2 separate regions of the Homo sapiens genome follow, and region 1 is linked to region 2. Evidence: read pairs that join two places in POLR2A ChIA-PET (ENCODE). Cell type or tissue: MCF 10A. All regions are shown on one strand.

Evidence for each region. Peaks named below come from ENCODE experiments on the same cell type or tissue, not always from the same donor. Only the 100,000 strongest peaks of a DNase experiment are listed, where the experiment ranks them.
Region 1: POLR2A ChIA-PET joins it to region 2 with 5 read pairs; 2 of 35 experiments call an interaction of 5 or more read pairs at or near these places.

What each region holds. Positions count from the first base shown.
Region 1 is chr16:198,072-203,071 of GRCh38, forward strand. LUC7L (LUC7 like) reads right to left here. Exons shown (of 10, transcript NM_201412.3): 6 at 991-1,167. Among named protein-coding and RNA genes, the nearest start is that of HBQ1, 20 kb to the left of the region's middle. In MCF 10A, no CTCF peak of the experiment used is centred here; a DNase peak (open chromatin) is centred at 2,570.
Region 2 is chr16:662,519-667,518 of GRCh38, forward strand. It overlaps WDR90 (WD repeat domain 90), which reads left to right. Exons shown (of 41, transcript NM_145294.5): 34 at 161-326; 35 at 3,161-3,283; 36 at 3,432-3,606; 37 at 3,702-3,832; 38 at 3,937-4,080; 39 at 4,155-4,274; 40 at 4,387-4,471; 41 at 4,914-5,000. Among named protein-coding and RNA genes, the nearest start is that of RHOT2, 3.1 kb to the right of the region's middle. In MCF 10A, no CTCF peak of the experiment used is centred here; no DNase peak of the experiment used is centred here.

The sequences.
Region 1 (5,000 bases), 460 kb before region 2:
TCCTGGCAAACACGATGAAGCCCCGTCTCTACTAAAAATACAACAACAACAACAAAAATTAGCCGGGCGTGGTGGCAGGCACCTGTAGTCCCAGCTACTGTGGAGGCTGAGGCAGGAAAATGGTGTGAACCTGGGAGGCGGAGCTTGCAGTAAGCCGAGATTGGGCCACTGCACTCCAGCCTGGGCGACAGAGCGAGACTCCATCTCAAAAAAAAAAAAAAAAAAAAAAAAAAAAGTTTTTAAATGTCTTAGAGTCTTGAAGAAGGAACAGAGGTTTTCTCTGGGCTGGGATGGTACAATGCTACCAGAAAAACCCCATCTTCACCCCGCCCTTCTGAGGTGGCTCATAGGCAAGGAGCCAGGATGTGTGACACTCTGTCTTGACCAACCAGAGATTCTTTCTCATCTCCTAACAGAAGTTATTTCAGAGATACACAACGAGCTGTATGTATTCTGGGAACAGGCTCTGCCATTTTCTTCCCTTAACGACAGGGTCCAAAATAAATCTCCAAGGCTCCTTTGGACTCTGAGCTATCATGTCTCTTGTGTGAATCCAAGTGATGAAATCTGCGTATTTCACTATAAAACTCAAGTTCTTAGAGATCAGAACATAATGTTTTTTGTTTTTTTTTTGAGATGGAGTCTTACTCTATAGCCCAGGCTGGAATGCAATGGCATGATCTCGGCTCACTGCAACCTCTGCCTCCTGGGTTTAAGCAATTCTTCTGCCCCAGCCTCCCGAGTACCTAAGATTACAGGCTCACACCAACACACCTGGCTAATTTTTCGGTAGAGACGGGGTTTCACCATGTTGGTCAGGCTGGTCTCGAACTCCTGACCTCAGGTGATTCGCCCACCTCGGCCTCCCAAAGTGCTGGGATTATAGGCATCAGCCACCACGCCCGGCCAAAACATAAGGTTTTTAAAAATTAAAGAAATGTGAAAACACCCCAAGACTCCTCAGCTTTCTCCAGAAACAGATGAACATACCCTCAACTGATCAAGCTTCTCTCGGATCTGAATGAACCCCAAGTGTAACTTGCCACCGAAGTGGTCTGCCAGGCGACGGTCATTGTCATGGAGACCAAGGTAGGCTGAACAGACCTCGCAGACACGCAGCTTTTGCTGCTGAAAACTGGATGCAGGCATGGAATTTCTGTATTCTTCCTGAAGAAGGAAAATGGAGAAATAAAAGTGAGGTATATAGAACTGCCACCACAAATTCAATCTCCAAAATGAAAATATTTGATAAGATGACAGAGGTGACTTTTAAACAAATATTAAAAAAACACAAACAAAACTTCAGATATTTATAACCAACTCAATTTTCACTGTTTATTTAAGAAACGCGGCCAGGCACGGTCCCAGCACTTTGTGAGGCCAGGTGGGCGGACCATGTGGTCAAGAGATCAAGACCAGGCCAGGCGCGGTGGCTCACGCCTGTAATCCCAGCACTTTGGGAGGCTGAGGCTGGCGGATCACCTGAGGTCCGGAGTTCAAGATCAGCCTGACCAACATGGAGAAACCCCATCTCTATTAAAAATACAAAAGTAGCCGGGTGTGGTGGCGCATGCCTGTAATCCCAGCTATTCTGGAGGCTGAGGCAGGAGAATGGCTTGAACTCGGGAGGCGGAGGTTGCTGTTGAGCTGAGATCGCACAGGCAACAAGAGCAAAACCCTGTCTCAAAAAAAAAAAAAAAAAAAAAAAGAGAGATCGAGACCATCCTGGCCAACTTTGTGAAACCCCGTCTCTACTAAAAATACAAAAATCAGCTGGGTGTGGTGGCACATGCCTGTAGTCCCAGCTACTCAGGAGGCTGAGGCAGGAGAATCACTTGAACCTGGGAAGCGGAGGTTGCAGTGAGCCAAAACCGTGCCACTGCATTCCAGCCTGGCAACAGAGCGAGACTCCATCTTAAAAAAAAAAGGTACTAACAGGCTGGGCTCAGTGGCTCACGCCTGTAATCCCAGCATTCCGAGGCCAAGGCAGACAGATCACTTGAGGCCAGGAGTTCAAGACGAGCCTGGCAACATAGCAAAACCCTGTCTCTACTAAAAATACAAAAATTGGCCGGGCGCGGTGGCTCACGCCTGTAATCCCAGCACTTTGGGAGGCTGAGGCAGGCGAATCATGGGGTCAGGAGATCACGACCATCCTGGCTAACACGGTGAAACCCCGTCTCTACTAAAAAAACAGAAAAAATTAGCTGGGCGTGGTGGCGGGCGCCTGTAGTCCCAGCTACTCAGGAGGCTGAGGCAGGAGAATGGCGTGAACCCGGCAGGCGGAGCTTGTAGTGAGCCAAGATCATGCCACTGGGCGAAAGAGCGAGACTCCGTCTCAAAAGAAAAAAAAAAAAAAAAAGCCAGATGGTGGCAGGCATCTGTAATTCCAGCTACTGGAGAGGCTGAGGCACAAATTGTTTAAGCCCAGGAGGTGGAGGTTGCAGTGAGCTGAGATCACACCACTGCATTCCAACCTGGAGGACAGAGGAAAACTCCAAAAAGGAAAAAAAAAAAATTGTATTCCAGGCCTGGTGTAGTGACTCACACCTATAATCTCAGCACTTTAGGAGAGTGAAGCAAGAAGATCACTTGGCCCCAGGAGATTGAGATCACCCTGAGCAACACAGCAAGACTCAGTCTCTAAAAATAAGAAAATAATTAGCCCGCTGTGGTGGCACGTGCCTATAGTCCCACCTACTCAAGAGACTGATTCGAGAGGACTGCTTGAGCCCAGGAGGTTGAAGGGGCAGTGACCTGTGACTGCGCCACTGTACTTCAGCCTGGGTGACCCTGGCTGACAGCAGGACCCTCTAATATTAAAAAAAATAGGCTGGGCACAGTGGCTAACACCTGCAATCCCAGCACTTTGGGAGGCCAAGGCAGGTGGATCACAAGGTCAGGAGTCCGAGAAGGTGAAACCCCGTCTCTATTAAAAATACAAAAAAATTAGCTGGGCACGGTGGCTGGCACCTGTAATCCCAGCTACTCGGGAGGCTGAGTCTGAGAATTACTTGAACCCGGGAGTCAGAGGATGCAGTGAGCCGAGATCGCACCACAGCAATCCAGCCTGGGCGACAGAGCGAGACTCTGTCTGAGAAAAAAAAAAAAAAAAAAGTAGACAAGGAACTAGCAAGAACTTGAATTTCCATTATAGTATGCTACATAACTAAAAAAAAAAAAAAAAAAAAAAAACTTAAGCAAAAACAATATTGTGGTACACAAATATTCATAACATTACTCTGTCCCCTTCTATAGTTTTGAAACCTTAAATGCCACCTTCTAACATCTTTCAAAATAAACTCTGATTATGTTGAGTAAAAAAAGTCAGTCCCAAAAGGTTACCTACTGTATGATTCCATTTACATAACTTTTTTTTTTTTTTTGAGACGGAGTCTCGCTCTGTCGCCCAGCCTGGAATGCAGTGGCACGATCTCAGCTCACTACAAGCTCTGCCTCCCGGGTCCACACCATTCACCTGCCTCAGCCTCCTGAGTAGCTGGGACTACAAGCGCACGCCGCCACGCCCGGCCAATTTTTTGTATTTTTAGTAGAGACGGAGTATCACCATGTTAGCCAGGATGGTCTCGATCTCCTGACCTCGTGATCCACCCGCCTCAGCCTCCCAAAGTGATGGGATTACAGGCGTGAGCCACCGCACCAGGCTTTTTTTTTTTTTTTTTTTTTTTTGAGAGAGAGTCTTGCTCTGTCACCCATATTGGAGTGCAATGGCACGATCTCTGTTCGCTGCAACCTCCGCCTTCTGGGTTCAAGCGATTCTCCTACTTCAGCCTCCCAAGTAGCTGGGATTACAGGTGCCCGCCACCACACCTGGCTAATTTTTATACTTTTAGTAGAAATGGGGTTTCACCAAGTTGGCCAGGCTGGTCTCGAACTCCTGACCTCAGGTGATGCACCTACCTTGGCCTCCCAAAGTGCTGGGATTACAGGCATGAGCAACCGTGCCCGGCCATATTTTTAATTTCTTTGTAAAGATGGGGTATCCCTATGTTGCCCAGGCTGGTCTCAAACTCCTGGACTCAAGCAATCCTCCTGCCTCGACCTTCCAAAGTGTTGAGATTACAGGCATGAGCCACCATACCCACCCTCCATAAGCTTTTACGCTGGGCAGAAGGCAGCAAAAGGGGAGTCAGCATATCACATGGCAAAAGAAGGAGTGAGACAGAGAGAAGGACCTAGGCTCCTTTAAACAATCAGCTCTGAGGTGAACTCACTATCCCAGGGAGGGCACCAAGCCATTGATGAGTGAACCACCCCCATGACCCAAACACCTCCCACTAGACCCCACCTCCAACATTGGAGGTCACATTTCAACATGAGATTTGGACGTGCCACACATCCAAACCGTATCAAGTGTTATTTTTTATCTTTTATACTGTATTTTTACTGTACCTTTTCTATGTTTACGTACACAAATATTTAGGGGCCCACTGTGTTGCAACTGCCTATAGTATTCAGCACAGTAACATGCTGTACAGGTGTGGAGCCTAGGAGCAATGGGCTCTACCATACAGCCCACATGGCTATACCACCCAGGTTTGTTAAGCACACTCTATAATGTTCTCACAATGATGAACCATGGAACGCACTTCTCAGAATATTTAATCCTTGTCATTAAGAAAGATATGACTGTACTAATATCAGAAATGAAAGACAGGACATCATTACGGATCCACCCACTTTAAAGGAATAATACAAACAACTCTTAAAAACAACAACTCCATGCCCACAAAAGCGATAAACTAGATGAAATGGACCGATCCCTTCAAAGACAGCCAGGAGCAGTGGCTCACGCCTGTAATCCCAGCACTGTGGGAGGCTGAGGCAGGTGGATCACTTGAGGTCAGGAGTTTGAGACCAGCCTGACCGACATGGTGAAACCCCGTCTTCTCTACTAAAAATACAAAAATTAGCTGGGCATGGTGGCAGGCACCTGTAATCTCAGCTGCTCAGGAGGCTGAGGCAGGATAATCAGTTGA
Region 2 (5,000 bases):
GAAGCCCCAGCTCCATGGGCTTTCTCTTCTTCCACCGGGAGGGCACAGCCAGGTCCTGAGATGCAATGCTGAGGGCCCTGCCTCGGCTGGGGACCCAGCTGGCTCTTGTCATCGGCCTTGAGACCCATTGTTCTCTCCTTCCCTGCACCCTGAGGTCCAGTTCTGTGTTCATGGAACACGAGCTGGTGCTGGACGGGGCTGTGGTGAGTGCCAGCTTCGATGACAGCGTGGACATGGGCGTCGTGGGCACCACGGCGGGCACGCTGTGGTTTGTCAGCTGGGCCGAGGGCACCAGCACACGTCTCATCAGTGGCCACAGGAGCAAGGTGAGGGACTTCCAGCCTGGGCAGAGGCGGGGCAGCCGAACCTGGTGCCCTCCCTGCCTGCCGGCTCCATCTCCACCAGCCCAGATGATTCCAAGTCCTGCCGTCACTGGCTCGCAGCGGCCGCCTTGGGGTTCCCAGCGGGGAAGTCTTGGGTGTGCACGTCCCCTCAAAGCCGTCCCGGTTGTGTCTGCACAAGCGAGCCGCCTGGCAGGCCTTGCAGGTCTTCTCAAACTGTCCTTTCCCTGCTATTGCTTTGCGTTTTTTTGTTTGTTTGTTTTTTGTTTTTTGTAATTGTCAAAGAAATCACATCAGTCCGGGCGTGGTGGTTCATGCCTGTGATCCCAGCACTCTGGGAGGCCAAGGCAGGTGGATCACCTGAGGTCAGGAGTTCGAGACCAGCCTGGTCAACATGGCGAAATCCCATCTCTACTGAAAATACAAAAATTAGCCGGGCCTCTTGATGTATACCTGTAATCCCAGCTACTCTGGAGGCTGAGACAAGAGAATCGCTTGAACCCAGGAGGCAGAGGTTGCAGTGAACCAAGATTGCACCACTGCACTCCAGCCTGGGCGACAGAGACTCCATCTCAAAGGAAAAAAAAAAGATGAAAAACCCCACATCGTCTGTCCCTGCACCTCCCATAGACTGGCTTTGCTGACTCAGTCTCATGGGATTGTTCTCTGAGGCTCAAGAGGTCAGGAGGCCCAGGTAGCTACTGGGTCAAGTTCTGCTCTCTCTGGGTCAGGTCTGTTCAGGTTCTGGTTGGTGTTGGGTCTAGTCCTGTAAGGCCCAGCTCTGGCCTGCAGCCTCCTGGTGCTGGAGCTGCGTCTCCAAGAAGTACACAGCACTCATCTCTCTGGGACCTCCTGGTCTGGAAGCTCTGTGGCCTCATGGGGTTGGGACAGCCACCGTGTCGCCCCCTCACCCGCCAGCTGCAGCCTTAGGAGAGGTGGCCTCCTGGGCGGAATTGGGGCGGCAGGACAGGTGCCATTCCTTCCCCTGCTGGACCAGGTTCCTGGCGTGGCGTTGGTCTAGCAGCTGTGGCCATGGGCTTCCTCCTGTGGGTGTAAGAGCTCTGCGTGTGGTCAGCTGGGCCCCACGGGATTGATTTTTCCTTGATGCTGAGTCCCATCATCCAGTTGCCCCTGGGTTGTTTCTTTAGAAACCTGTCTTTAGTATTTGGAGATGACGATAGCCAGCAAAGAAAGTTGAGTTTGAGACAGGTGAGGGTTGTTTACTTTTCTGGAAGCAGGTTTGCTGAGGTGTAGTCGTCACAGCACAAGCTCCGTGTGTTTCAGGGGGTGGCTTTTGGCATATTCAGCAGCTTTGGAAACCCCGTGCGTGCCTAGAGGAAACCCCGTGCGTGCCTGTTCCTCGGTCGCTCCCTGCTTCCCGCCTCCCCAGCCCCTGGCGACCGTTGAGTGGCTTTCTGTGTCTGGGTCTTCCCATTCAGGATATTCTGTAGGAACTGGCTCACCTGGCTTCTCACCCTGAGCATGGTTTCCAGGGTCATCCCAGCCGCTGTGTGTGCCAAGCCAGTCATCCCTCTTGATGGCCAAATACTGTTCCATTGTACGGATAGATCATGTGTGTGTCCATCCACCAGGGCTGGGAAATTCGGGTCCTGAGACCGTGACCTGAGCCCGTGGTCACTGGTGGCCTTCCTGTGATGTGGAAGTGCGAGGAATTCTGGGCCCCGCCTGTGTGGTTCTGCCTGGGCGGTTCTGCCTGGGCCTGGACTTTGCCGTTTCCTTGTAGGGCCCAGGGCCCTCCCGGGGAGATGGACTGAGCTGTCCTGGTCTGAGTCCCTGCAGTCCCTCATTGCTCAGCTGAACTGAATTTTTTTTTTTTTTTTGAGACGGAGTTTCTTGTCGCCCAGGCTGGAGTGCAGTGGCATGATCTTGGCTCACTGCAAGCTCCGCCTCCCGGGTTCACACCATTCTCCTGTCTCAGCCTCCCAAGTAGCTGGGACTACAGGCACCCGCCACCACGCCCGACTAATTTTTTGTATTTTTAGTAGAGTCGGGGTTTCACCGTGTTAGCCAGGATGGTCTCGAACTCCTGACCCCGTGATCCGCCCACCTTGGCCTCCCAAAGGGCTGGGATTACAGGCATGAGCCACCGCGCCCGGCTGAACTGATTTTTTTTTAATGAAGTGCATCGTGTTCCCACTTGCACTTAAAGTTCACATTTGGTGCCAGGCTGTATTGCTTCTTCTCACTGGTGAGTGGCAGCTGTGTCTCCTTTCTGCCAGTCCAGCAGTCCCAGCTGTCAGTGGCACCTGCATAATGACACGTCTGCATTTCCCCCCAATCAGCGTGCAGCGGTTTTGGGAGGAGGAATGCGACTGCATGGCGCGCTCGCTGCAACCTCAGTCTGCAGCCTGCTAGGGACGCACGGCCACACTCCTGTCTTTCAGCCTCAGTCTGCAGCCTGCTAGGGACGCACGGCCACACTCCTGTCTTTCAGCCTCAGTCTGCAGCCTGCTAGGGACGCACGGCCACACTCCTGTCTTTCAGCCTCAGTCTGTAGCCTGCTAGGGATGCACGGCCACGCTCCTGTCTTTGAGGTGCTGTCAGAACAGCTTTCTCCTCGGTATCCCGCCGGGTTTGACTGGCTAGTGGGCTTGCTTTGGTTTGGACTCACCCAGATCTAGTGCAGGGACACACACGGGGGCCGGCATTGCTCCTTTCCGCCATGTGGAGTTGGCCGGGGCCAGAGGCACATGCTCTGGTTTGGACAGCCCGGCCCTGGGGGCTGGAATAGGAAATGCCTGCGTCCCTTTACCCTGCCCAGGGGCCAACACCCCCAGCCTAGCTACGGCTTCCCCCAGGTGAACGAGGTGGTCTTCAGCCCCGGGGAGTCCCACTGCGCCACATGCAGTGAGGATGGGAGTGTGCGGGTGTGGGCCTTGGCCAGCATGGAGCTTGTGATCCAGTTCCAGGTGCTGAACCAGGTGTGTGGGGAGTGCCCGGGCCGGGGGCGGGATGGGGGCCTGCTCAGTGGGGGGCCTGGCATGGGCGGGGCCGCCTCCTCCCTCTGGCCTGGGTGTGTGTCCTCAGGGCCCCTGTGAGTGCTGAAGTTTCCCCACTGTGGGTCCCCAGAGCTGCCTCTGCCTGGCATGGAGCCCCCCGTGCTGTGGCCGCCCTGAGCAGCAGCGGCTAGCGGCTGGCTACGGTGACGGCTCCCTGCGCATCTTCAGCGTCTCCCGCACGGCCATGGAGCTCAAGATGCACCCCCACCCGGTGGCGCTGACCACTGTTGCCTTCTCCACCGATGGTGAGGAGTTGGGTGTGTTGGGGATGGTGCCGTCCTGACCTGGCCCAGGTCCAGTCTCCGGGCTGGGGGCTCACAGGGTGACGGCATGGTCCCAGGTCAGACTGTCCTCTCTGGAGACAAGGATGGGCTCGTGGCTGTGAGCCACCCCTGCACAGGGACAACCTTCCGTGTGCTGAGTGACCACCAGGGCGCCCCAATCTCTACCATCTGTGTCACGTGCAAAGAGGTAAAGCAGCCCCAAGAGCTGGGGAGAGGGGGCCTGGGTGCTGGTGGGGGCAGGCACCATCTTGGCAGAAGGCACCTGTCGGCCCTCACCCACTCCATTCCCAGTGTGAAGACTTAGGGGTGGAGGGCACAGACCTATGGCTGGCTGCCAGTGGGGACCAGCGGGTCAGCGTCTGGGCCTCCGACTGGCTGCGGAACCACTGTGAGCTTGTGGACTGGTTGAGTTTCCCAATGCCTGCCACCACGGAGGTAAACCATGCTCCTGGCACTGTGGGTGGGGCCGGTACCCATCCACCCCACCGCAGCATGCTGCGCCTTTGCAGACTCAGGGCCACCTGCCACCCTCCCTCGCTGCCTTCTGCCCTTGGGATGGGGCGCTCCTGATGTACGTGGGCCCCGGTGTTTACAAGGAGGTGATCATCTACAACCTCTGCCAGAAGCAGGTACACGCAGCTGCCCGCGTGTCACTGGGAGCCCCAGGGATCCAGGGTGGTGGGTGGGGCCTGGCTGAGCCCTGAGCCCACAGGCCTGGAGCCTCACGCTGGCTGCTCACAGGTGGTGGAGAAGATACCACTGCCCTTTTTTGCCATGTCCCTGAGCCTGTCCCCCGGGACCCACCTCCTGGCTGTTGGCTTTGCTGGTGAGTGCTGGTGGATGCAGTTTGGGCCTGTCTTAGGTGGGGGCCAAGTGGGCTGACTGGTGCCCTGTTCCAAGACAGGTGCCTCACCTGTGCCCCGGGCTCCTCGTCTCTGGGGTGGGGTGAGGACATCTGCCCTAGAGAGGGTCCTGGAGTCAGGAGATGATGAGGCAGGTGAGGAACCAGGCACAGCGCCCAGCACAGGGCCTGAATGCACGGGTGGCAGCGACTTTTAAGGAGGGAACTGGCCCAGCTGCAGGCCGACAGCCTGGCAGTGATGGACCCCCTAGTCCCAGTGGCACGTGGAGGGCACAGCCAGGAGCCCTTTTAGCACCAGCTCCCCCGACCAGCATCATGCCCAGTGGGGACAGTCTGGGTGGGTTGGGGGAGCCCTCTGAGTGCTGCCTGGTCCTGGCCCTGGCCCACCTGCACCGTCTACCCACAGAGTGCATGCTGAGGCTGGTAGACTGTGCCATGGGGACTGCCCAAGACTTTGCCGGCCACGACAACGCAGTGCACCTGTGCAGGTTTA